Regions from separate parts of the Homo sapiens genome. Here all the other regions are linked to region 4. A link is a contact called in ENCODE Hi-C data. All regions are on one chromosome and are shown on one strand. The core of a region is the stretch at or near the end of the contact, and the rest is flanking DNA. Distances in the headings are between cores, read along the strand shown.

Region 1 (5,823 bases), core at 465-2,964, 3.7 Mb after region 4:
TAAATTCTGAAAGATGGAAAGAGTTCTGGAGACGGATGGTGGCAATGGTTGCACAACAATGAGAATGTCCTTAATGCCACTGAACTGTACACTTAAAAAATGGTTAAGATGGTAAATTTTATGTTATGTGTATTTTACCACAATAAACAACAATAAATAAATCATTTAAAGTCTGCGGCACAATGCCTGGCAGATGGTAAACTCTTACTAGAGGAGAGTTACCATCCACAACAGTCCTGTAAGGTAAAGACCACTCCCCTATGTCAGAGTTGAGGAACCAGAGGCTCTTGGAGGTTAGATGAGTTGCCCAAATTAACCATAAGCAAGCAGCAGACTGGACACATGCCAGGCATTCTGCTGCTGGGCCTGGCTCTCTTCTCTCTGCCCTATGCCTGTGCCCCTGGATCTCCACGGCCTAGGGTGTCTTCGTCTTTCTGCTGCTCTAAACCTTACCTGTCCTTTCTGGCCTGGCTCCCTTATCTGAGCAGCTGGAACTCCAGCTCCCTCACTCTCAAGGCCCTCACCTCTGTGGCCTCTCTGTGTGTGTCCCATGTCTCTGGGAGAATGCACATTCCTTAAGCCCAGGGCTACAGCATTTGCCCACAACCTGACGCCCTACTCCACTGATTTTCTGCCGTAGTCCTAAAAGCAGCAGGAGGAAATGACAAATTAATTGGGACCTCTTTCTTTTCTTGTATTGTCCAGAGATTTAGGCCAATTATTTGTTTGCCTTAATTAAGAAGTTTGCTTGTCTCTGATTGTGTTTAGCTCCAGTGTGCAATCCACAGAATGGGGCTGGGTTTGAATTCCACCACACCATTATATATTGATTTCCCTCATTACTCCACTCTGTCCAAGTGTCACTGGGAGTTTGGGAGTCAGTGAGTTCAAAGCACAGGCTTTGCTGGATTTAAATCTTAGCTTCTTTACTTAGTAGCTTCACCATTGGGAAACTTATTTGTCCTTTCTAAGCCTCAGTTTCCTCATCTGTGAGTTGGGGGGGAAATATCACACTGATTTCAGGAGGCTGCACAACAACTAAATGCAGTTGTGTGGGTCACATCTTTGAAAAACATGCCTGGTGCATATTAAGATTAAATAATTCTTTGTGGTGATTATTCCAGGTTCCCCAGAGCTCTCACCAACAGCAGGGATTCAACCCCCAAGTCTAGCTCCAGCCTGGGTTCCTGTTATAGTTGCTATCAGCCCTAAGTCTAACTTGCCTACTGGGCATCTTTACCTGGACACCCCGTGGTACCTCCACCTCACTATGTCCCACAGTAAGATCATGCTCTTCTCTCCCTCCCAAGCCTGCTACCTTTTCCTCTTCTCTCTTCTGGTGGAAGACCATTGCTCAGTCTTCCAATCTAAAAATATTCGAGATATCTTCGGTTCCTCCCTCTCTTACCCCAGAGCCACTTGCCCAGCAGCTCTTGTTGAGTCTTCCCAAGCATTGCCTCATGTTGCCTGATATGGTTTGTCTGTGTCCCTACCCAAATCTTATCTTGAGTTTTAGCTCCCATAATTCCCACATGTTGTGGGAGGGACCTGGTGGGAGATAATTGAGTCATAGGGGCAGTTTCCCCCATTCTGTTCTCATGATAGTGAATAAGTCTCACAAGATCTGACGATTTTATAAGGGGTTTCCCCTTTCACTTGGCTCTTATTCTCTCTTGTCTGCCATCATGTAAGACATGCCTTTCACCTTCTGCTGTGATTGTGAGGCCTCCCCAGCCACATGGAACTGTAAGTCTATTAAATCTCTTTTTCTTTATAAACTACCCAGTCTCAGGTATGTGTCTATCAACAGCGGGAGAACAGACTAATACATTGCCCCTTCTCTTTTCTCTTCTCATGGCTGCTGTGTAGTTCAGGCTCTCACCATCAGCTTCCTTCCTCTTACAAACCCCACACTCCACCCACTCTATCCTGTCTTCTACAGTGCAATCAAAGGTTTAAAAATTAAAATATGAACATGCTCCTTCTACAGCTACAGACCTCCCATAGCTCCTCACTATGTAGAATAAAATGCAAACTCTTTAGTATCCTGTTGAAAGCCCTCTGCAGTGTAACCCCAATGCCCTGCCAACATCTGTTCTCAGTCACTCTTACCTAGTACCCTACATTCCAGCCCCACAGAACCCACTCCTCTCCTTCCATGTCAGGTCCCTTTTTGACTCTGTGACATTGAATTTTGTGTTCCCACCTCCTGGAATGATCTTCCTTATATTCTCTGCCTGGAGAAAACTAACCTCTGGTATTTTTTTACTTTATCAACCATTCCCTGCTATATTCCTGTATTCTCATAGGACTTACCATCTCTGTTTTGCAATTATTTGTATGTCAGGCTCTTTATTGATACTGTGAGCTTCTGCAGGGCAGGACTGTGTGCTATGAACTTGCCTCTGTATCTTCAGTACCTACCTCCAGACATTCCCACAGTGGGTACCTACTAGACGCATAAATGAATAAATTTCTTGGTCTACTAGCTGGGACCCTGGGTCTCTACTTTCCTGCCCCAGAGCTTATAACTCAGCTGTAAGAGCTTCCCTAAGTTAATGTCAATTGCCTCTGATATCTAGGAGTTTGTTAGTGGACCTCTGCTGCAGACAATTCTTACTACAGAAACTTGGAAGGGATTCTTGGGAATTCAGGTACAAACCCAGCCAGCAACATCTCTGTTTTCATCTATTTCTTGTTCCAATTTTGGTACTGAACGAGTGAGCCTGAGAAGAAGAGGATAACCCAGTGGGTGTTACCTGTGGGTCTGGATGTCGGCTAACAATGATGGGGACTGGACCGGGATCACAGTGACTCAGGATCGTGTAGACTTCATTGAGCGTCAGGCAGTGCACAGGGGAATCACTGATTTCCACAATCTCGTCCCCACACCTGTGCAAGCATCAATAAGAAGCCATCAGTAAGTGAATCAATGAGACATTTGAACAGTCACTGCCCCAGGGGCCCACTCCTGGCTGGGCTGTTTGATGAGATATAAAAATCACATGAATAAGTAGACCCCACTAGCCACCAGACCAAAACTCAGAACAGGGCAGACCAAAGTAGCATATCCCATACCCCCTTACCGTACAACCACAAAGCAGCAGACATTTCCTATTTACAGTGGGTCAACATTAACAAAAGTTCATCTGTAACTTTCCTCCTTCTTTTCACATTTAACTATGCCCATTAAAGACTGAGGGTGTGGGTTAGCCAATTCAACTAAATAACAATTAACCAGGATTTAATCCACCACATCCTCTCCTTGGGCCTCTGTGTTCCCATAAGTAGACTAGTTAGAAGGAAGGATTGGATCTAACATAGCACACACAGGATGTTGAATATCGGACCTAACATCCTACATGTGCTAAAAGGCAGAGAAAAAATAACTCAACAGGAGAGCAGTTGAGATTCTTGCAAAAAGAAATAAGGAGAAAAGGTGATGGCATTCATTCTAGTTGTGAGGTGGGAAGGGAGTTAATAGCAACCTAAACCTTAAAAAAAAAAAAGGTAGGAAACACGGGGTCACATAGATACATGGAAGATTTGTATAATCCAGTCCCCTTCCCGACCTAGATAGGGAAATTGAGTTGCAGAGGTTGAATAGATTTCCCTGATCTAGGTCTGCTCAGGAATTGACAAACTTTTTCTGCAAAGGGCCAGAGAGTAAATATTTTTGGTGTTGCATGCTTTGCCATACTGTCTTTATCGAAACTATTCAACTCTGCTGTTATATTAATAGCATGACAGCTGTGGCCATAGACGAGGCATAAACAAATGAGCATGGCTTTGTTCCAATATAATTTTATTAAAACAACAACAACAACAAAACCAAAACAGTGATAGGCCCCAGTTTGCAGACCCCTGGCCTAGTTGGTCATCAGCAGGTCCAGGATTGGAACTCTAGCCTCCTGAGGCTGATTTCCCTGTGTCCCCTGCTGTGTTCTGTGACTTCCTTCTGCTGAGTTCATCCTCCTTCACCCTTGCTTCCTTTTTACTGCTGTAACTGAAGGCCATGGTTGTATAGCACCAGATGCTAAGGAAAGCAGAAGCTTCCAGAACAATCCCTACTCCACTGCAGATCTAAGAAGGAGGTACTCTCTGTCCGAGGGTACTAGGACCAAGACAACCACATGGAACCTGCAGTATGTGCCACAAACCAGCAGAGCAGCTCAGCAAATCACCTGCCACCCTCCCGCAGATAACAGCAAATCCCTTTCTAATTCAGAAGCTCCAGAGAGACAGCATCATAAGCAGGGATGGCTTTTCCATACACTGCAATTGTAGGAAACCCTTTAAAAGGATGGCAAAACTCTCCTGATTTAGGAAAACCCAAAACCAGTGAGAGATGATATATTTGCACTATACACAAATGTTAGAGTGCAAAGTATTGTAACAAATTAAATAGGATAAATTTTTAAATCAAATCCAGATCAGTTATTGAAAGAAATTAGATTTGAACTTCTCTTAGAAATTATTTATAAAAAATATATCTGGAGTACCCAGAAATATATTGTTTATGGGAGAAAGAACCTGTATTTCTCTTACTGATATCTTCTCTCTCTCTTTTTTTTTTTTTTTTTTTCTGAGACAGGGTCTTGCTCTGTTGCCCAGGCTGAAGTGCAATGGTGCGATCTTGGCTTACTGCAACCTCTGCCTCCCTGGCTCAAGTGAGCCTCCTGCCTCAGCCTCCCAAGTAACTGGGATTACAGGAAGGTGCCACCACACTTGGCTAATTTTTATGTTTAGTAGAGATGGGTTTTGCCATGTTGCCCAGGCTGGTCTTGAACTCCTGAGCTCAGGCCATTCACTCGCCTCAGCCTCCCAAAGCGCTGGGATTATAGGTGTGAACCATGGTGCCCAACTTACTAATATTTTTGTCATTAAGCCACCATTTCCATATAGAATTCATAGATTAACCTCATCAAAGCTCCTATTTATGTCATTGTAAATTCAATATTAGTTAAATCTTAATTAAAGTGTGTTTTCTATGTTGGACTGGCATTCTCTGAGACGATGCTTCTTAAGCTGTAACATGCATACACATTCATGGGGATTTTGTTAGAATGCAGGTCCTCGTTCAGCAGGTCTGGGTCCGGGCGTCTGAGATTCCACATTTCTAACAAGTTCCCAGTTGACATTGATTCTGCTGGTCCAGACCACACTTTGAGGAACACGGCTCTGAGCTATGCCCAGATCATTCTCTTTTTTTTGTTTGTTTGGTTTTTGGGGTTTTTTTTTTGAGGCACCTGTGGGGCTTTATTAGATAAACAGACCCCAGCTCCAGCCACAGGCTTGAACCAGCCCACTGGGTATGGCCTCAGACATCCCCTCCAGCTTCTCTGCCTCCCGGCCCAGCCCTGGAATTTCTCAGGGTTACAAATGTGTGCAGGGTCAGGGGTGTGCTGGCCACAGCGGGATGTGGTATTTAGGCCGCCCCACCTCGGTCTGGTCCTGGCAGGACCCACACCTGGCTCTGCTGTGGGAGCTGAGAACAAAGACCCTGTCCACCCCGCTCCTGCTAGCCCTGGGGGCTCAGCCAGCACCCACCCTCCCAGTGGCCTGGAGAGGGGCTGGGGTGCAAAGCCTCACTCCCTCCCTCTGAGCCAGATTGCAAATGCATCTCCCAAGAGTGTCCTGGGGGGCAGGAAGGAGGCCTGCCCCTCCCCAGCCAGTGCCCACAACAGGGGGTGTCCTGGCGGGCGGAGCGGCTGATCTCCACCACAAGATCATTCTTTATAGCTCATGTCCAAATCAATCTCCCGACATTCTAAGGTATTTCTTTCCTGGTTGTAAGTCGGGGGTATATTCAGAAACAGAAGT
Region 2 (5,643 bases), core at 1,777-4,276, 4.4 Mb before region 4:
AGAAGAAAAAAAGTACGGAGTGTTTTGATGAGGACAGGGGTCCTAATGAACTTTGCCTCTTGCTCTGTGGGGGGAGAGGTCCAGGGAATTGTGGGAAAATGTAACTGTTTCTCAGGAACCACTATCAAGGACAGACTTTTCTAGAAGGACGTGGGGGAGTTCCTAGAAAAGGAGGCAGGGGAAGTGGAGGAGCTGGGTTCAGAAAGGCCTGGAAACAGGGTGTAGCCTGGCAGGAAGGGTGCAGGCCTCCAGGTACCCTCCCTCAGCAGGAATCAGTATCAACCGTTTTTGTCCTTGTTGAAGATTCTAATTCCAGGACCAGGGCACTAGGCTAGTCTCAAGTAGTCTATGGGAGGAGCAGGCATCTTGATGGACATCTCCTGAGACTGAATCTCAGGAGAGGCCAATCAGGCCCAGCAACAGCAGCCCCTGTGGACAGTTGGGCCAGGGGTTCTTAGCTTTTTTGTGTCATAGACACCTTCTTAGAATAGTGTGTTTCTTTCTTTCTTTTTTTTCTTTTTTTTGTTGTTGTTGTTGTTTTGGTGGGGAGTGGGGAGATGGAGTCTCACTCTGCTGCCCAGACTGGAGTGCCATGGTGCAATCTCGGCTCACTGCAGACTCTGCCCCCCGGGTTCAAGAGGTTCTCCTCCCTCAACCTCCCAAGTAGCTGGGATTACAGGCGTGCACCACCATGCCGGGCTAAGTTTTGTATTTTTTTGGTAGAGATGGGGTTTCGCCATGTTGGCCAGACTGGTCTTCAACTCCTGAGCTCAGGCAATCCATCCACCTCAGCCTCCCAAAGTGCTGGGATTACAGGCGTGAGCCACTGAACCTGGCCTAGAGTAGTGTTTCTGTTTTTAATTTTTTTCTGTGAAATATGTTTTATTAATTTTTATTTCAATAGGGGTACAGGCAGTTTTTGGTTATATGGAAGAATAGTGTTTTTAAGCACATAAAACATGAAGGATTACAAAGGACACCAAAGGTATTCAAATATTAGGACAAATAGGTAAACTTATTAACTAACAGGATCTAGTGGCAGTCTAGTAACCCCTGTTATTTTGAAGTACAGATAAGTGCAAACAAATTTTGAAAAATGTGCAGCACTTGTAATGCGTTATGAAAATATCTGTGGTTGCTGGAGGGGACAAAGTCACAGGCACTGTTAATACCACTGTGGCTGACAGCCTATGCTCATAATTGGAGGAAATGCCAAGTATCAGTAGGCGGTTAGAAGAAACAAGATGAAAATGTTTTCCCCATTCAGGGACTCCCTGATTTAAGCTGAGAGCCTCTCCTTCCAGTATTTTGTAAAAGTCAACAGTTATGTGAAAAAAAAAAAAAAAACAGATGAATTTCTGATTGATTGTATTTTTTTGGCAAAACAAAAAAATCACAAACATTAAAACATTGTGTATATTAAGTACATCTAGAAAAGTGTATGCAAAATATTTCATATTTAAATAGAAGGGACCAGGGCTCAATGCTGCTTGGCCCGGGGCTTCTCTCTACCTCTCCACGTGGCGGGAGCAGGTGAGGGTCGGCATCAGCCCGCAGGGCCGGCGGAGGATTGTTTCCCTGCACCCCACTCCTTAAAAACGCGAAAGTCAACTTCTGTAGTCCGTTCACGGTGTCCTGGGATCCACGCTGGACGGTGGCGGCCGACTTTCAGCTTGACCTGAATTTTATTCCTAATCAGCTGTGTGATCTCGGTTGGTCCCAAACGTCTCTGAGCCTCCCTTTCATCTGTGCAGCTGGGCCTCCAGACCCCAACCCCCAGGCGGTGCTTAATCACGTAGACCTTATTCTGCGTGCACTTTACCACAGTTCACCAACCACCGAGCGCTGAGAGCTGTTGAAGCACCTGGAGCAACACAAGACGGATGCGGAGACTGGAAACAGCTGGGGAAGGGGACAAGCTCCAGCCGCGCTGTGGGCCGGAGGCTAGCATCTGCGGGCAAATTCAGGTTCAACGGAAGGCAACATTTTTACCCCTCAGAATTGCTCTGGACGAGGAGGCAGCACCGGATGGGCGAGGGAGGGAGCCTCGCTTTGGCTGCGAGCCCCAACTCTTGCCAACCATCAATTGAGTATAAATTGAGATTTCTGTACAGGATGCCCCTCCCTCTCCACTTTCCTCCACCTGCGTCGGGGTGCGAGAGACCTGGTACATTTTAGAAATGTGCCTCCGCTGAGACACGTAGGCGGGCAATCTCGCAGGGACTTGCTGGGCGTGGTTACTTCCGCGGATCTTGGCGTTCCCACATCTTTGAAGTGCGGTGGGAATCGGCGGCGACTACGTTCACATTGTCCCAATACTTCGTTCCTGAGGGAGGAATAAACTAAAAGTTAATCATAACCTCCCTTCGACCGCGGCAGGACTCGAACCTGCAATCTTCTGATCCGAAGTCAGACGCCTTATCCATTAGGCCACGCGGCCCGTCGGTTGTTACCGTCTCTTGAGCAACTTATAAAAACGTCACCTCCGCCCACCAGCTAGCTCGGGACCAATCCACCTGCTCCTTGAGAAGGGGAGGTTGGCCTTTGGTTCGCGCGTTCCGCAGGGAGAGCCCACCCAGAAGTCCCCCTTCTCCCCCCGCGGGCGGACCGCTCCATTGGCGGCCCTCCTATTGGTCGCGCTGGGAGTCTCCCGCTTGCCTCTCGGGTAGCCGCGGGACCTAGCTGGGTGCAGACGGGAAGTTGCGGCTGCCAGCGAAGCGGACCGGCCGGGTGGAGGCCACACGCTACCCCGAGGCTGCGTAGGCCGCGCGAAGGGGGACGCCGTGCCGTGGGCCTGGGGTCGGGGGAGCAGCAGACCGGGAAGCACCGTGAGGACCGAGGTTTCCGGCGGGGTCGGCGGCGGGGAGGCCGGGTCGCTGAGCGACGGCGCGGCCCCTCCCTCTCCAGTCAGGGAGCGAGGCCCGGAGCAGGGCGGCGGCTAGTCCCAGGGCGCACCGCGGCGCCTCTGCCGGGCGCAGGCGGGCGGCGGGGCGCACGGGGGTGGCCGCCGACTCCTCCTGCAGGACGCTCTCGGCCGGGTGGGCCGTGGTCCGGGTGTGGGTGTGGGTCCCGGGGGACGGCGGCCCACCCTGCGGGTTCGAATCCGGGCGCTGGCACCTCTCGACGCTAGGCCCGCGCCGGTCGCGGTAATGGCAGCCACCATTTGCCGAGCGCTTGCCAAGAGCAGGGCCGCACGACATAGGCGCCCTGTGTCCCCCAGACAGCAGCCCGGTGTGACAGGCAGAATCCGTAATCCCATTTTACAGAATAGGATATCAGGGCCTAAGGAGCTTTGCCCAAGGTCACACAGCTCGAGAGAGCCAGAAGCGGGGTTCAAAACCGCGTCGCCCTACTCCAGATACTGCTCTCTTACTCGCTGCCCTCGGCTTCCCCACGTGGGTTCACTGACGAAGTTGCGTGGACCCCGGTTCCCCCAGGAGGGGTATTGACGTTTCCCAAGTTTTGAGGCTTAACGGAAAATGCAACTGAAGCGCCTGGCACAGTGTTGGGGACGCAGTAAATGCTCAAGGAATGATGATTATGGATACACCTATTACATATATGGTAAAATAACGCTTTATATCATCTGTCTCCTTTAGGATTTGGGGTGGAAGGCAGGCATGGTCAAACCCATTTCACTGACAGGAGAGCAGAGACAGGACGTGTCTCTCTCCACGTCTTCCAGCCAGTAAAAGAAGCCAAGCTGGAGCCCAAAGCCAGGTGTTCTGACTCCCAGCGTGGGGGTCCCTGCACCAACCATGAGCCGCCTGCTCTGGAGGAAGGTGGCCGGCGCCACCGTCGGGCCAGGGCCGGTTCCAGCTCCGGGGCGCTGGGTCTCCAGCTCCGTCCCCGCGTCCGACCCCAGCGACGGGCAGCGGCGGCGGCAGCAGCAGCAGCAGCAGCAGCAGCAGCAGCAACAGCAGCCTCAGCAGCCGCAAGTGCTATCCTCGGAGGGCGGGCAGCTGCGGCACAACCCATTGGACATCCAGATGCTCTCGAGAGGGCTGCACGAGCAAATCTTCGGGCAAGGAGGGGAGATGCCTGGCGAGGCCGCGGTGCGCCGCAGCGTCGAGCACCTGCAGAAGCACGGGCTCTGGGGGCAGCCAGCCGTGCCCTTGCCCGACGTGGAGCTGCGCCTGCCGCCCCTCTACGGGGACAACCTGGACCAGCACTTCCGCCTCCTGGCCCAGAAGCAGAGCCTGCCCTACCTGGAGGCGGCCAACTTGCTGTTGCAGGCCCAGCTGCCCCCGAAGCCCCCGGCTTGGGCCTGGGCGGAGGGCTGGACCCGGTACGGCCCCGAGGGGGAGGCCGTACCCGTGGCCATCCCCGAGGAGCGGGCCCTGGTGTTCGACGTGGAGGTCTGCTTGGCAGAGGGAACTTGCCCCACATTGGCGGTGGCCATATCCCCCTCGGCCTGGTAAGTAGGGGCAGGGTTGGGGACATAAGCAGGCATGGGGGCCCAGCTTAATAGTTTGTTTCAGTGAACATTTTCTGAGGTCCTGTTACGGGCTGGGTGCTCACGTAGGGAGCGCTGATGTGTTGAATTAGGACTAGACCCCTGTTTATGTGGGACTCACTTTCTGGTGGGAAGATCACAGGCAGTAAGCAAATACCCAAGTAAATGTCAGGCAGTAAAGGCCACGCAGAGAATCACAGTAGAGCGCTGTACATGAGACCTTCGGGAGGCCACTTAAGATCACGGTGATTTGGTGCCTTTACCCCCTCTCCTAATAGCGTCATGAGAAGTTAGTCTGAAAAGTCATTTGAACAGTGTTTCTATTTGGGGAGCTATTAATTATTTTGGGCGGTAGAAAGCTCCCTTTTGTGGGACTGTCCCAGGCAGTATAGGACATTTAGCATCCCCAGCCTTTCCCATAAACGCCAGACCAACACCCCCCCGCCCCCCTGCCCCCGCCGGCAACGTTTCCAGACGCCCCCTTGAGGTGGCATCTGGTTGACCACCCCTAGTTGAGAAACATTGCTTCCTTCCCCCAGCCTTCCAAGCAGGCATTTTGGTCCCAAACAAGTATATCCAATCTCTCTTTTCTTTTTAAATAACTTTCTAAGTGCTACCCAAGTTTCTTTTTCAAACAATGATGGCAGTACTGTTTCTCCCCTTTTTTTATTCTTCATTCCAGGATTAAAATACTATTTACAACCTTAATGCTTTCAGGCATGGCCAGCAAAAAAGTTGGCAGTTTCTTTATTCCTATTGGAAGCTACATCTTTGTAAAGAAAGCTGCGAAATGTTAAATATGCAGTTGAAAATGGTGAAAACATGGCTAAATAGATAAGGTAGGCATTAATGGCTGAAAAGAGCAAAACTAGATGATTCTGCATTGATTGAGTTCCAGTTACAATGAGAATCACACTACTTAGAATATGTAACTTGATGGTCAAAGTAAAGGGGAATATCGGCCATCATTTGAAAAGATAAAGTAGGCTTTGGTGGCTGAAAGAAAATTAGGAAACCAGTGACAAGAAAGATTTGTTTTTTGATCTGTCGGTCATTTTAGGCCAAATTACCTCAAGTCCCCTTTTCTTTTCTCTTTCTCCTTCTTTCTCTCTTTTTACCTCTCCTTTCCCTCCCTGTCCTTCCCTGCTCTGCCCTCATTCTCATTCCATTCTTGCCAGTGGTACTCG
Region 3 (6,109 bases), core at 1,573-4,072, 3.7 Mb after region 4:
GTACTCCTCTCTCTACAACCCCTTGCTCTGTGGCTTGGAGACCTCCAATTTGAGGAACACCAAAGAATCAGGGATGGTTTTACATGGTAGCCACAGTCATTCATGATTTTCACAGGGAAATCCAAGTGACCCCCATATCAGACTGGTTTGTACTCCAATCCCTGATGAACAAAATATCTATCAACATTTTAAATAAAGGCAGGAGCTGACGTGTCCAGGACTAGGGTAAGGCAAATGAGGCCAAGTGTGCAGTACAAAGTCAGACTCTGTCTTGATTTAAACTTGGATATTTTGTCCAACATGTTTTTTTAAAATTAATTTTAAAAAACACGCTGCATTAAAATAGTATCGATCTGAGTTACTGAGTGTTTTGGCACCCCTTTAAAATTCTGCCCCACAGGCCAGTGCCTCACTGCCCCACTCTAGAGTCCTGGCCCTGCCAACCCGAACCAAGCCCAGGACTTAGGTATTTTTGAAGACCCATCAAAACAGAGGGGGGATTGAGGGGATGTCTGAGCAAAGGAGAAAAAGTAGAAAAAGCAGAATTGAGCCCTAAAAGGACCAGCATGCCTATGAAGAGGACATGGAGTTGTGGGAAACAACATAGCCCAGAAAGTGCCCAGAAGCCTTTTGGGGGCCTGGCCACATGCCCACAACTGGAGAGCACGCAAAGAACCAGACACACCCCACACCTTTGAAAATCCTGTTAATGGTGAGAGGCTTGTCTCCGTGTAGGGAGCCCTTCCCTCCTTCCAGGCTGAAGCCCAGCCCTGCCGACATCTTCTCCAGTGTCACCGTGCAGACTGTGGCCTCTGCTGCTGAGAAAAACACAAGGTCTCTGTTAGGGATCCTCTCCTCTCCCAGGCCACAGATGCCCTGGGCTTCAAGTGAGCCCGGGGTGATACAGCCCCCGTGTTTGCACACAGGCACATGTAAACACGTCTCAGGCAGTGTACTAGGCAGCCACACATTCTTGGGGTCACAAATTACTGAGTAGCCCCATCAGGTCTGGCCCCAAATGGCCAAAGAGGATGTGGCCCATGTGGCTTCCACTGAGTTGGGAGAACTTACTAGATTCTACAGAAACATCACTGGCTGCAGAGGCTGAGGCTGCAGAGTCAGTGGAGGAGTTGAGGTCGGGCATGGCCTCTGGAGTCAGCTTCCTTGTGACAATCACAGCTTGCCTGGGCTCTCGAGCTTGGCGGAGGATGGCCAAGGCATCATGGTGCGTGGTCCCCTTGAGAGACTTGCCGTTGATGGAAAGAACCTCATTGCCCTTCTGAATAGTCCCTTCCTGGGAGGCCAGCCCATTTGGAAACACTCTGTGAACCTGAGCAAACCAAAGGAAGTCAGGACCAGAAATCACACAAGTCCAGTCCACATACTTGCTGGAGGAGGATTGAACCGGTTAGTCAATGCTAGAGGATTTTTAGGCCAACAAAGATTAAAGATAATTGTGTCCTAGATTGGAGCTGCTGGCACAGAGGCCAGCATTCCCTCCTTCTCCATCCAGAGCAGAGATCACCAGCAGTAATGACCAGGTAAGCCCTCAGAATCCATCCCAACACAACGTCCTATAGTGTACCACCACGATTCTAGTTGGGATTCCATATAAAATCTTTTGCTTCACCTGCCCTAGGTCAGAAGTCCCCAGAGTAGTTTTCTCAAGGCACTGATTCTATGGCATATTAACGGGTATTGTGTAAGAAAAAGGCTTTTCCTATTATTTTTTAAAAAATAGAGACAGGGTCTCCCAGTGTTGCCCAGGATGGTCTCAAACTCCTGGGCTCAAGCAATCCTCTCACCTTGGCCCCGCACAGTGTTGGAATTACAGGTATGAGCCACCACACCCGGCCAAGAAAAATTTTTTAAAATCAAAGAAACTTGAGGAATACTGGGTGAAACAAAAGCTCTGACATTGTCTACTTTTAAAAAGCAAAAGGCATTAGAGGGTCTACAATGCAAATTTGCATGGCAGCAGATTTCTAAGCAAAAGGCATTTAGAGGGTCTACAATGCAAATCTGCATGGCAGATTTCTAAGTATTGGCAGGGTATTATGGGGATTCCCAAAGTGTTTCAACAAAGAATTCTTTTCTCATAGAGAAATTCTCGGTCTCATTTGGCAGAATGCATTTTGAGAAACACTCTCCTAGGCAGTCTAGACATTTTTATAGCTCCTCCCCTAGAAATTCTGACTCTTTACCTCCAGTCACCTCTTGGTCCCCTTTCTGCAAGATATGTGGGATAAACAAACACACAAAAATATCTCATGTCTCTGCCTCAGCCTCTTTAATGAGGTCCATTATAATTAAGAGGACTGAGTGATAGCATGCATGGAAACCACTAAAATGTGGTACCTGTAGTTTTGCTTTTATGATAGGAGCAAAGCTCTTTGCTTCTCTAAATTGTTTTGGTGTTAGAAAAATTCTGTTACATGGTTAGAATCCCCAGGCTGTAACATCCAAGCATGAAGCAGAACCTCTCCTCTGAGCCTCAGGTTCCTCAATGCTAGAGGATTTTTAGGCCAACGAAGATTAAAGTTAATTAAAGGAGGAACCTCAGGTTCCTCCTCTATAAAAGAAGCATAAATGCCACCAATTTATCAATCCAAAGTGTGGGTAGGATGAATTTAGACAACAGGTCAGTGAGTGCTCAGCATGGCCGTGGATGGTGCTCTACGTTAGTTCCCTTTTAATCATCTGGAAAGGAAGAGAAATGCTCAAACACAGAAGGAGAAAGAAGCTTTTGTGCATGTGCTCAGCCAACATGTGCGCCTTCCTCCTAGTTTCCTGTTGTCTGCAGTGTCTCAAGGGTGACTGGCCAGATGACGTGGACAGAAGTTGCTACTCATGGACAGAGAAAAATACCCAAAGTGCCATTCCCACAGGCAAGCTCTCTTTCCTCCTCTTCAAGTAGAAAGTAAACTACACGGTCAGGAATCTTTTTGTAATACTCAGCTGCACTCAGTGAGAGAAATAGAGACTTACAGGTTTTAAGTGTTTTTTATGTGATAGAAAACTTATCAGGAAATCAAGGAAGTCACCACTGACATGATTGACTCTGAAGTGACACGCAGGAACATGCCAGATTGCCACTGCAAGGGGGTGTGGTATGTTGAATGCTGGCTGATGCTGTGAACTGGAGGATTTGTTTTCAGTTGGGCATGGAAATTCAAATGAGCCCAGCACAGCCTACACAAAGGATACCCTGAGACAACACAGCCCTGGGATGACAGCAATGCACTCGGCTTTAGAGAGCGAGCAGCCGCAGCATGGCTCCACAAAACTGGCAGAACCAGAAACCATCTGGGTCAGGTACAGGTGACCTGAAGGCAGCAGCCAATGCTGATCAGATTGGATGAGCCAGAATAGTGGGACCCACAGGAAAAGATGCCCATGGCCAGGCCTGCTACCCTCTCCACGCAGCCCCAGGCTCTGGGATGTGCTGAGTGGACAGGACCTGCCCAGTGGCCTAGTGTCATGCATTCTTCATTTCCCCAGCACAGGGCCCCTTCCTGGCAAGTGTGTCCCCCTCCCCCAGAACCATTGCCTCTGGCTGTGACATGCCCCTTCACTTGGCCACTCACCGTAATCACCTTGTTTTCTAGATCTGCTCCTCCTGCCAAGCTGAACCCAAGACCAGCACCTTCCTCCTTGTGTAAGATGGTGACATGGATGCCGTCTAATTGCTGCAGAGGAAATACATACATTCAAAAACATTTTACTGCAAGAGGATGAACAATTTAACATCGGACTGACATCAGACTGATTTGTTATCTCAAACCCCAGCTTGGCCAGCCTCCAAGTTACATCACCTCCTCAAACCTCAGTTTCCTCATCTGTAAAGAATGGACCTTCAGGAGTCATGGGAAGCTTAGAAGAAAAAAAAAATGTATGTAAAGCAGCAAGCATAATTATTTTCCTCTCTCATTCACCCTGTCCACAGCCGGGCAGGGGGAGTGCCATGAAGTCAGCCAGAAATCAGCATATTGGACAGTGTGAGATGAAGTCAGGTTGTAGGACTTCAGGTAAAACAAAACAAAAAAAAAAAACAACAAAAAACAAAACAGGGGTCAGTGCTGTTCTGCAGGAATTGGTTGCTCCTTCTTCCCTTCTACTTCTCCATGGGTCACAGCAGCAGCACTAAGGAAGCCCAGCTAACATCCTGCCCCAATGCACAGTGTGCAAGTGTGACACACACACACACACACACACACACACATTACTACGGTACTTCCTAGCCTAGACGGGGACTCCCATGGAGCCAGGACACAGTCAGAGACTCCTATTCCAGTCTAGAGCAGGGGTCTCAAACTCAGATGCCTATAGGAGTCAGGCAGGTCCCTAAAATGAGCCAAATGGGCAGATGTGTGATAGGAACTGCAGAGCGCCAACGAGTACATCTGCTCAAAGGGTCAGCTCTACGTAGGCATACAGAACTAGCGCTACCAGATCACTTCCCTAAAGTCCAGGTTTCAATTCAGGTTTTATCATGTATAGAATTCAATATTTTTTTCATCACCATGCAGACCAAATAAAGTACACCTACAGGTTCTTGGGGCACCTGTTTGTACCTTGGCACTAAGGAGTAAACTTATGTCAAAGAATTCACTTGCTCAGCGTCACTAGAGCACCTGACTTGCAGCTGTCCCTATGATCCTAAGACTTGGAGCCCCTAAGACCCAAAGGCATGGAAGGATGAATGTACCTCACTGCACCCTCACCTCCAAGCCCCAACACTAGCCCAACTCTCTCAACTTTTACCCAAGTATCAGGTTACTTGCCTTGTAGAAGGCTCTTCTCATGTTAGAAAGCAAATACTCTCCCCAGAGCAGCTCAGGCAGGATGGCTCTTTGTGTTTTACACGCTCTGCCTCTGTTATTTCATTTGCACTGAGTAAGATCCTGGGGGATGATGGTCCCAGGTGACAAGTGAAAGCCACAGCGAAAGAATCTCAGCACAGCAGCACCTTGGGCTCATCAGACTCACCTACACTCTTGATGTGGAAATTGCAGCTATGAGGCCTCCTTGTATGGAAAACGAGAACCTCCTTATCCTCTCATCCTAGCCTGGATCATTCTAGTGCCAAAAGCCTACGGAGGCCTGGGGCAGCACCTAGAGGGTGCAGGACCCATGAGCCTGAGCTCATTTGACTGCTGGCCCCAGCTCAGCCTGGCCACTTCCTCCCCACACCCCTTTGGGTCATGCTCAGAAAACATATGGGAAGTGAGACTTTCAGAATGACTTGACTGAAGCGTGGGGGACTTGTGAGCCCTGGGATCAGCCACCTCTCCATGCACAGTGGAAATAATGAAAGCTCCAGGTGAGAGCTCTTGTAACCCACATTGTTTACAATGGACAGCATCCCACAACAGACACATGCCAGGACAGCAGCACATGGAATGTGGAAACAGCACTGAACTTGAACTTGGAGACAGAAAACCCAGGTTCTGTAACCTTGATTGAGCCTTACCTTTCTCATTTATAAAATGACAAAAGAAGATGCAAGAAGTCAATCTACTGAAAGTGGTTCACAAGCTAAAAGGCTCTCTTCAAATGGAAGGTCTTACTGTGGTCAAGTGCTACAGTGTCCCACCATCACAGGACGCAACCTGGGTCTGATGTGAGCAGGCTACTCAAGCTACTTCCCCTCTGGCCCAACTAAGGTGGCCACACAGCCATAATAAGCCATTGGTTACTGCAGATGCTTACAAAGGAAACCTACCTTTAATGTTGCTTCATCCAGAACCTTCACCTCCTCGATGAGTTTTTTTAATTCTTCTGAGCTCAGCAGGGAGATAACGGACTGACCAGACTGAAGGGAACTGTGGTCCCCATCATCGTCTTCCTTGGCTTCCGTGAGACCCTCTGTATATTCTCTCAGCTCTGAAAGGCTTTCATAAGGAGAAACAACACACAGTATGAACAACAATATTAAAAAGAGGTAACAGTGATTGTATAATTACTATGTCCCAGGTGTGGTGCCAAGCACTTATGTGCATATTATTTGATGCAACAAATCTATGAGTAGATACTAGCATACCTTCACTCTACAGATATTTCCCAGCAGTGTAAGAATAATAAATAAAACTAATAAATGCAGAGCTAC
Region 4 (5,813 bases), core at 3,314-5,813:
AAGAGAAAAGAGGTTGAAGGAAGTGAATGACAGAAGCAAAGGGAAACAGAAATGGACCAACTAGAGAATGTCTGAGATTTTAAGTGAGTGCTGACAGCAGTAACACTCGATTAGAGGTTGGCTTGCAGCTGTACTATTATCTATCACCTTAGCTGCACTAATCCTTACATCTTTTATTTATTATTTATTTTTGAGATAGGGTTTCTGTCTGTTGCCCAGGCTGGAGTGCAGGGACGCACTCTCGGCTCACAGCAACCTTGAACTTCTTACCTCAGGTGATCCTCCCACCTCAGCCTCCCAAGTATCTGGGACTAAAGGTGTGCGGTGCCATGCCCAGCTAATTTTTTTTATTTTTTGGTAGAGACAGAGTCTTGAGATGTTGTCCAGGCTGGTCTCAAACTCCTGGGCTCTAGCAATCCTTCTGCCTTGGCCTCCCAAAGTGCTGGGACTATAGACATGAGCCACCGCGCCCAGCCTCTTTAATCTTTCTTTACAGGGAAATCTACTCTGCTCAACAGGGTAGAAATATATTATTCCCTGGGTACAGTGCTCTGAAGAGCAATAACCAGAGATTTCCACAAAACCAAATCCAAACTTTACAGCCTCTACTCTGGTTAAAACTGGCTTCTATTTCTACTTACCTGGCCTGGGTGGATTTTCAACTTGACAGCCTGGTTCACAAAATTCTCTAATTCAACATACGTTTACGGAAGGCCTACTGTGCATCAGGCCTGGGGGATACAGCAGTGAACAAAACAAACATGACTGCCATCTCACAGAGTTGATTAGTTGGGGTGTGGGGAGCATCAATCATTAGCAGTGCAGTGGGTGTTTGCAAAAAGGAAGATAGGGGGTGAGCATAGGGTCTCTAACACTACATGCAAATCTTTCAAGGGCAACTCAAGTCCTGGCTAGGGAAAGTGGAAATGGGGTAAATCCAAAGACTGGCAAGAAAATATTAAAATGTTACAGTTAAGGCTCACTCACACTGATTAAAAATAAACAAAACTCTAAGTGTTCAAACTGAACACAGCATTCATTATCTGTAACCACATAAACTTAAACTCCCGAAAGGAATAAACAGACAGAGGGTATTTTTAGTAATACTTAAATAAGTTCATACAGACAACCCAGCCTAATATATTGCAAGATCTAAAGTACCTTTGGAATCATTAAGAAGCAAATTACATTCGTTGAGTTTTACTGTTAATTATATTTCTTGTACTTTGAATATTGGTATCTCACATAAAGAATCAGGTCTTAACATGTGGCCTGCCTGACATACACCTCAAGAAAAGGGCTCCACAATCAACTAGTTTAGGAAATGATGCACACTCTAAAAACCACTTGGAGACTCACAGATTACTTTCAGAAATTAGGTTCTCTGACAAGCCCTACATAAAAGAACTCTGTTGAACTTAGTCTGAGCCAGTATAGGCCGCATATCTCTTATCCCAAATGCTTGAGACCAGAAGTGTTTTGGATTTTTTTTTTTTGGCTTTTGGAATATCTGCATTATATTTACCAGTTCAGCATCCCTAATCTGAAAATCCAAACTCTGAAATGCTCCATTGAGCACTTCCTTTGAGCATCATGTCAGCACTCAAAACAGACTTTGGAACATTTCTCATTTTCTGATTAGGGATATTCAACCTGTATTTCCCAAAAACTTACCAGACCACGGAACTCTTTTCTCATACAATACTAACAGTCCACATATTGTTCCATAGAACACATGCAGGATACACTTTAACGCAAAGTACATACTGCTTAACCTAAAAATGCAATTAGTTATCAATCTCCCACCCACACTGATAAACTGGTATTTACTAAATGCTGTAGGACTATAAAAGCATCCCCCAATGAATTTCTTGTTGAAATTCACTTAAAGATATGCTGACTTACAGTTTTAATAAGAAATTTTGTAATGAATTAAATTGCATCTTGAGATAATACAAAGAAACTAATTTTATGATTTAATTTTGCTAAATTGCTAGCAGTTTGCCTTCTCTAACATGAATTTCCAGAGCATAGTTAATATCTTAAAATTTAAAAAGATTCATTTTCAAAGAAAAAATATTAGACTAGAAAAAATGCTGACATTTACCTCTGCTCTACTATCTGACATGCCTAAATGCAAATAACTGTAAATGAGATATCAACATGTACAGTTCATGAATAACAAGTATGGGGCTATTATTTCTGTGGTTGTGGTGTTATAATTTATAATTTGACTCCTGCTCTGGAAATACTATTATTTTGAAGTCTACATAGGAGGCTTTATGAAATCAAATTCCAATGACTGAAAAAGTTTCATCAATCAGTTAACAATTTTTTAAGAAATCAGTAAACATTTATTTAGTACCTACTATGTGTATGCCACTGGGTTAGGCACTTTAAGGATGAAAGTATTTTCTGAGCCCCCAACACAAGACAATGGTCTGCCAATACAGAAGAATGGTTGAAGTAAGTACTTAAAAACTCAGGGACCTAACGGCACTGCGATAGCACAAGAGCAAGCTGCTGCTGCACTGGGGAGGCTTACAAGACACCTAGGTGAATTTTAGGACACCCAATCCACCACAAAAAAAGCCTGTAAGACACAAAGGCCCCTCACTATAAAAGGGCTACTTTGGTAATCTGAAATTATCACATTAGTCTGCAAAATGTTAGATTTGGACTGAAAACTTGAAAGCTGTTAAAGTTTCCATATGCACCTGTGTAACACTTTTTTAAAGCCAAGTAGGCTTAACACACAGCTTAACACTGATATTAAGAGCACCTTGAGTTAGTAAGCCTAAACCATCAGAGGTTTCTTTAAAGAATCTATAGGAGAAGGAATTCAATTTCTGATAATCAGAACAAAGTTGAATTTTCACTTAGGGTATGGGAATGGTGGGGAAATCAACTGTTATGCAACACTGAAAAAGACTTTCCCCTTTCGTACAGAAAAAGTATCATGACGACTGCTAGAAATGTAAGACAGAAAGTACATCAAACTATATCCCTCAAACTTCGGAGGTTCAGCAGTTCTCAGCAAGCAAGGAAAAATCAAACAAATTTTGCAAATTACTCTTTCAAAAACTGGTCGTGATGAGAGGGATGACAGCCAACAATCTGCAGCCATGCACGAATTTTGTTGTTGTTGTCTTTTACTGGTTTAACAAAACATAAACCAACGCATGAGTTCCAGCTTTAAATTCTGAAATGAGAGAACTGGAAAGCTGCTGCTGTGTGCCTTAATGATCACGTTTTTCTTTTTCCTTTTTAACTTTCCTTTAGAAAACCTCAACAAAGACTAAGCCCAGAAACTTTGACAAAACATAAGCCAAGGCAACATGCGCTGGAGAAGACACGCAATGTAAAAAAACAAAAAACCCCAGTCACAAAATGTCCCAGTAAGTCGGCTTAATAAAAGATTAACTTTGTTCTGCTGAATGCTTCAAAAATCGCGTTTCACAGTATTTTCTAATTACATATGCTTTAAATACAGTATGTATGCTAATAAACGTGGACCTCAAATACATGTGCAATGAAGCAAAGCTGATGTTCCAGATTACATTCTAGCAGTCCCGAAGAAAATGGTAACCTGCAACTGCATGTGCAAAGCTGACAGAGGGAAAAGAGTGGTGAGGCCAGTCGCCCTTCCCTTTCTACCACAGGAAAAGAACAAAGTTCACACTGATTTAACATTGCAGGGGCGCGCCAGAATATCCTGGGGGTTTCCCTCAAACACCCGCTCTTGGAGAGGAAATTGATGCAAGCGCCTCAGTCAACTTCACATCGGGCCCCGCCGCTCCGGGAGTCGGATGTGTCCAAAAAACCGACGCCGCGACACAGGCGGCGTCCTAATCGCAACCCTAGGAAATCAGGGTCGCGGGACCTGGGTCGGTCCTTCTCTGAACGCTGCCCCGGCAAGGCGGGAGACTGGCGTCAATCAGAACCATCCAAAGCGGGACAAGAGGGCACCGAGGCCGGGTGGGGGGGACCCCGCCCGGCCCCTGCGGGAAAGTTGCTTACTGGCCGGGCCCGAGTTTCGCGGCGGCCCCAGAGTGCCCGGCGCCCCTTACCTTCTTGCCGCTGCCGTCGCGAAGCTCCGACTCCAAGAGGCCGGCGCCGCGGGTCCGGGGCAAGGCGGCCGTCTTCTGGCCCTGCGGGAGGCGCGGCCCGCCGGACGACAGCGGCGGTGCCGCGGGGCTAGGCGCGTCCTCGGCCACCAGGCGCTCGGAAATGTGGATGCTCGGGGCACAGCCCATGCTGGCGGCGGCGCCGCGGACACGCTGGCGGGTAGCCGCGATCCGGTCAGCAAACGGCCCACCCGGCGCCTCCGGGCCGCCGCGGGCGCCGTGTCATCGCCGCCTGGGCGGGCGGCGGCGAGCGCGGATCTCGCGTCAGGAAACGCGGCCGCCCCTTTTATCGCGGTGCGGGCGCTGCGGCGGCGGCGGCTGCGGTGGGAAGGGGGCGCTTAGGCGGGTGGCGTGCCGAGGCCGCCCCTCCGAACATGCCCTTCCTGAGGCAGGAGCCGACGGCCGCCTCTCACATCGCCGGGCTCGCCTCGGCCGCGCTTCCGGGGAAATAGGGGGAGGAGATTTGCGCTCTCCTTACCCAGGAGCGGCTGAGTCCACGCCGCGCGAGCCACGCTGCCCTCGCCGAGCTGCGGCACGACCCCCGGGGGAGGCGAGCTCCCGGCCGCGCCCGGCCCCGCTCCCGCCGCCGCCGCCGCCGCCTCCCCGGCTCCAGACTCCGCCTAGATGTGGACACCCACGCCGCTCCGCCCGCTGGGCCGCCGCCTCGCGGAAAAGCCCCCCCAGGCCGAGTGCCGGTGGGGTACAAGGCTAGCCTTAGACGCTCCCGCTGGCCGGGGTTTAGGCGCGGGGTCCGAGGGAAACCCCTCGGAGCGGCCGGGCCACGTCCGCCAGGGTAGGGAGGGGAGCAGCTCGGCTCCAGCGGGGCCTGGGGCCGCACCGTCGAGAAGCGCAGAAACGGCTGCGCGCACCCAGGAGTTGCTGGCGGTACGGCTCCGGCTCCGGCTCCGTGATCCGGGCCGGGTTTTGCCGGCAGCGTGCCGCGCCGAGCCCCCAGCGGTGACCTCCAGCGGGTGCTGGCGTCAATGCAAAGCAGCTGGGGCGCCCGCCACCTCCTCCGGACGCCGCCCGCAACTGAGCATGCGCGGCGACGACAGGCGGGGCGCCCGACTGGGCTACCCAGAGAAGGAAAGAGACTTGCCCAGGGACACACAGCCACCTCCGTCCCGAGGCCACCAGAAGCCCGACCGCCAAATTCGAATTCCGGCTCCGTAACTTAGCGGCTACTTGACCTCGGTGGGGTCACCAAGTGTGAGCCCTGGAGCTGTTACCCAGAAAAGAGGCCGGTGGAAAGACCTCCTTTGGGGGTAGTGAAAGTCAAACTGGGGCGCCGCGCGCCGGGTCCCGGGTGGGTGGGGCCTGGGCGTCCGCGAGAAGCCGCAGCCCACGTGCGCTCCCTCGCAGGCCAAAACCTGGCGCGCCACGCCTCGGATTACACAGGCGCCGGGGCGGCCGCAAAGCTACAGCACCGGGCAGGCTGCAGGCGCCCGTCCTCCTCTCATTTTAACCAAAGTGCTAGTCGGGCGTCCGAGACCCCAAAGGCAGAGCCAGGGGAAGGGGCGTACGCATTGCAGGCCTGGGGCCCATGAGGACCCCGGACACGCACACAGCCACTAGCTTGCTGTGTGAACTGGGCCAGTCACTTAACTTCTTGGTGGCTGGGGCTCCTCCCCCACCAGCTGGAGGGCGGTGTCTCTGGGCGTCCATCACGTATCCTGTAGCGGGCTG

The links. A loop is a pair of places that touch in the nucleus more often than their neighbours do. Pooled maps may share reads with other maps.
Region 1: a loop to region 4 is called in a map with no recorded cell type, with 6 times the contacts of the local background. The contact joins the enhancer-like site here to the promoter of PDE8A in region 4. A Hi-C loop is called at or near these places in 1 of 168 maps with a recorded cell type or tissue (CD4-positive, alpha-beta memory T cell), 1 of 37 single-sample maps with no recorded cell type and 5 of 50 pooled maps.
Region 2: a map of B cell shows a loop between it and region 4 (13-fold over the local background). The contact joins the promoter of POLG-DT here to the promoter of PDE8A in region 4. A Hi-C loop is called at or near these places in 3 of 168 maps with a recorded cell type or tissue (B cell, CD8-positive, alpha-beta T cell and naive thymus-derived CD4-positive, alpha-beta T cell) and 9 of 50 pooled maps.
Region 3: a map with no recorded cell type shows a loop between it and region 4 (5-fold over the local background). The contact joins the enhancer-like site here to the promoter of PDE8A in region 4. A Hi-C loop is called at or near these places in 1 of 168 maps with a recorded cell type or tissue (CD4-positive, alpha-beta memory T cell), 1 of 37 single-sample maps with no recorded cell type and 5 of 50 pooled maps.

Annotation. Positions count from the first base shown.
Region 1 is chr15:81,282,767-81,288,589 of GRCh38, reverse strand. IL16 (interleukin 16) reads right to left here. Exons shown (of 19, transcript NM_172217.5): 10 at 2,760-2,892. Among named protein-coding and RNA genes, the nearest start is that of STARD5, 38 kb to the left of the region's middle. RefSeq lists an enhancer at 1,733-1,812. Within about 2 kb of position 1,714, at least 6 of the 41 ENCODE cell types and tissues checked have a DNase peak (open chromatin) inside an H3K27ac peak, as active enhancers do.
Region 2 is chr15:89,331,870-89,337,512 of GRCh38, reverse strand. It overlaps POLG-DT (POLG divergent transcript), which reads right to left and starts at 3,026. Exons shown (of 2, transcript NR_186332.1): 1 at 2,659-3,026; 2 at 1,352-2,326. POLG (DNA polymerase gamma, catalytic subunit) reads left to right here and starts at 2,689. Exons shown (of 23, transcript NM_002693.3): 1 at 2,689-2,840; 2 at 3,600-4,417. The coding sequence starts at 3,759. It overlaps POLGARF (POLG alternative reading frame), which reads left to right and starts at 3,704. Exons shown (of 2, transcript NM_001430120.1): 1 at 3,704-4,417. The coding sequence starts at 3,704. It overlaps TRR-TCG1-1 (tRNA-Arg (anticodon TCG) 1-1), which reads right to left and starts at 2,440; the gene lies at 2,368-2,440. RefSeq lists silencers at 504-673, 2,631-3,230 and enhancers at 1,481-1,530, 1,871-1,940, 1,951-2,050, 2,920-3,421.
Region 3 is chr15:81,301,129-81,307,237 of GRCh38, reverse strand. IL16 (interleukin 16) reads right to left here. Exons shown (of 19, transcript NM_172217.5): 15 at 5,726-5,894; 16 at 3,588-3,689; 17 at 1,072-1,330; 18 at 693-818. Among named protein-coding and RNA genes, the nearest start is that of STARD5, 20 kb to the left of the region's middle. RefSeq lists enhancers at 2,887-3,417, 2,802-4,001, 5,343-5,432. Within about 2 kb of position 2,822, at least 12 of the 41 ENCODE cell types and tissues checked have a DNase peak (open chromatin) inside an H3K27ac peak, as active enhancers do.
Region 4 is chr15:84,980,606-84,986,418 of GRCh38, reverse strand. PDE8A (phosphodiesterase 8A) reads right to left here and starts at 4,563. Exons shown (of 22, transcript NM_002605.3): 1 at 4,071-4,563. The coding sequence starts at 4,256. RefSeq lists an enhancer at 4,382-4,914 and silencers at 4,642-5,131, 5,452-5,501.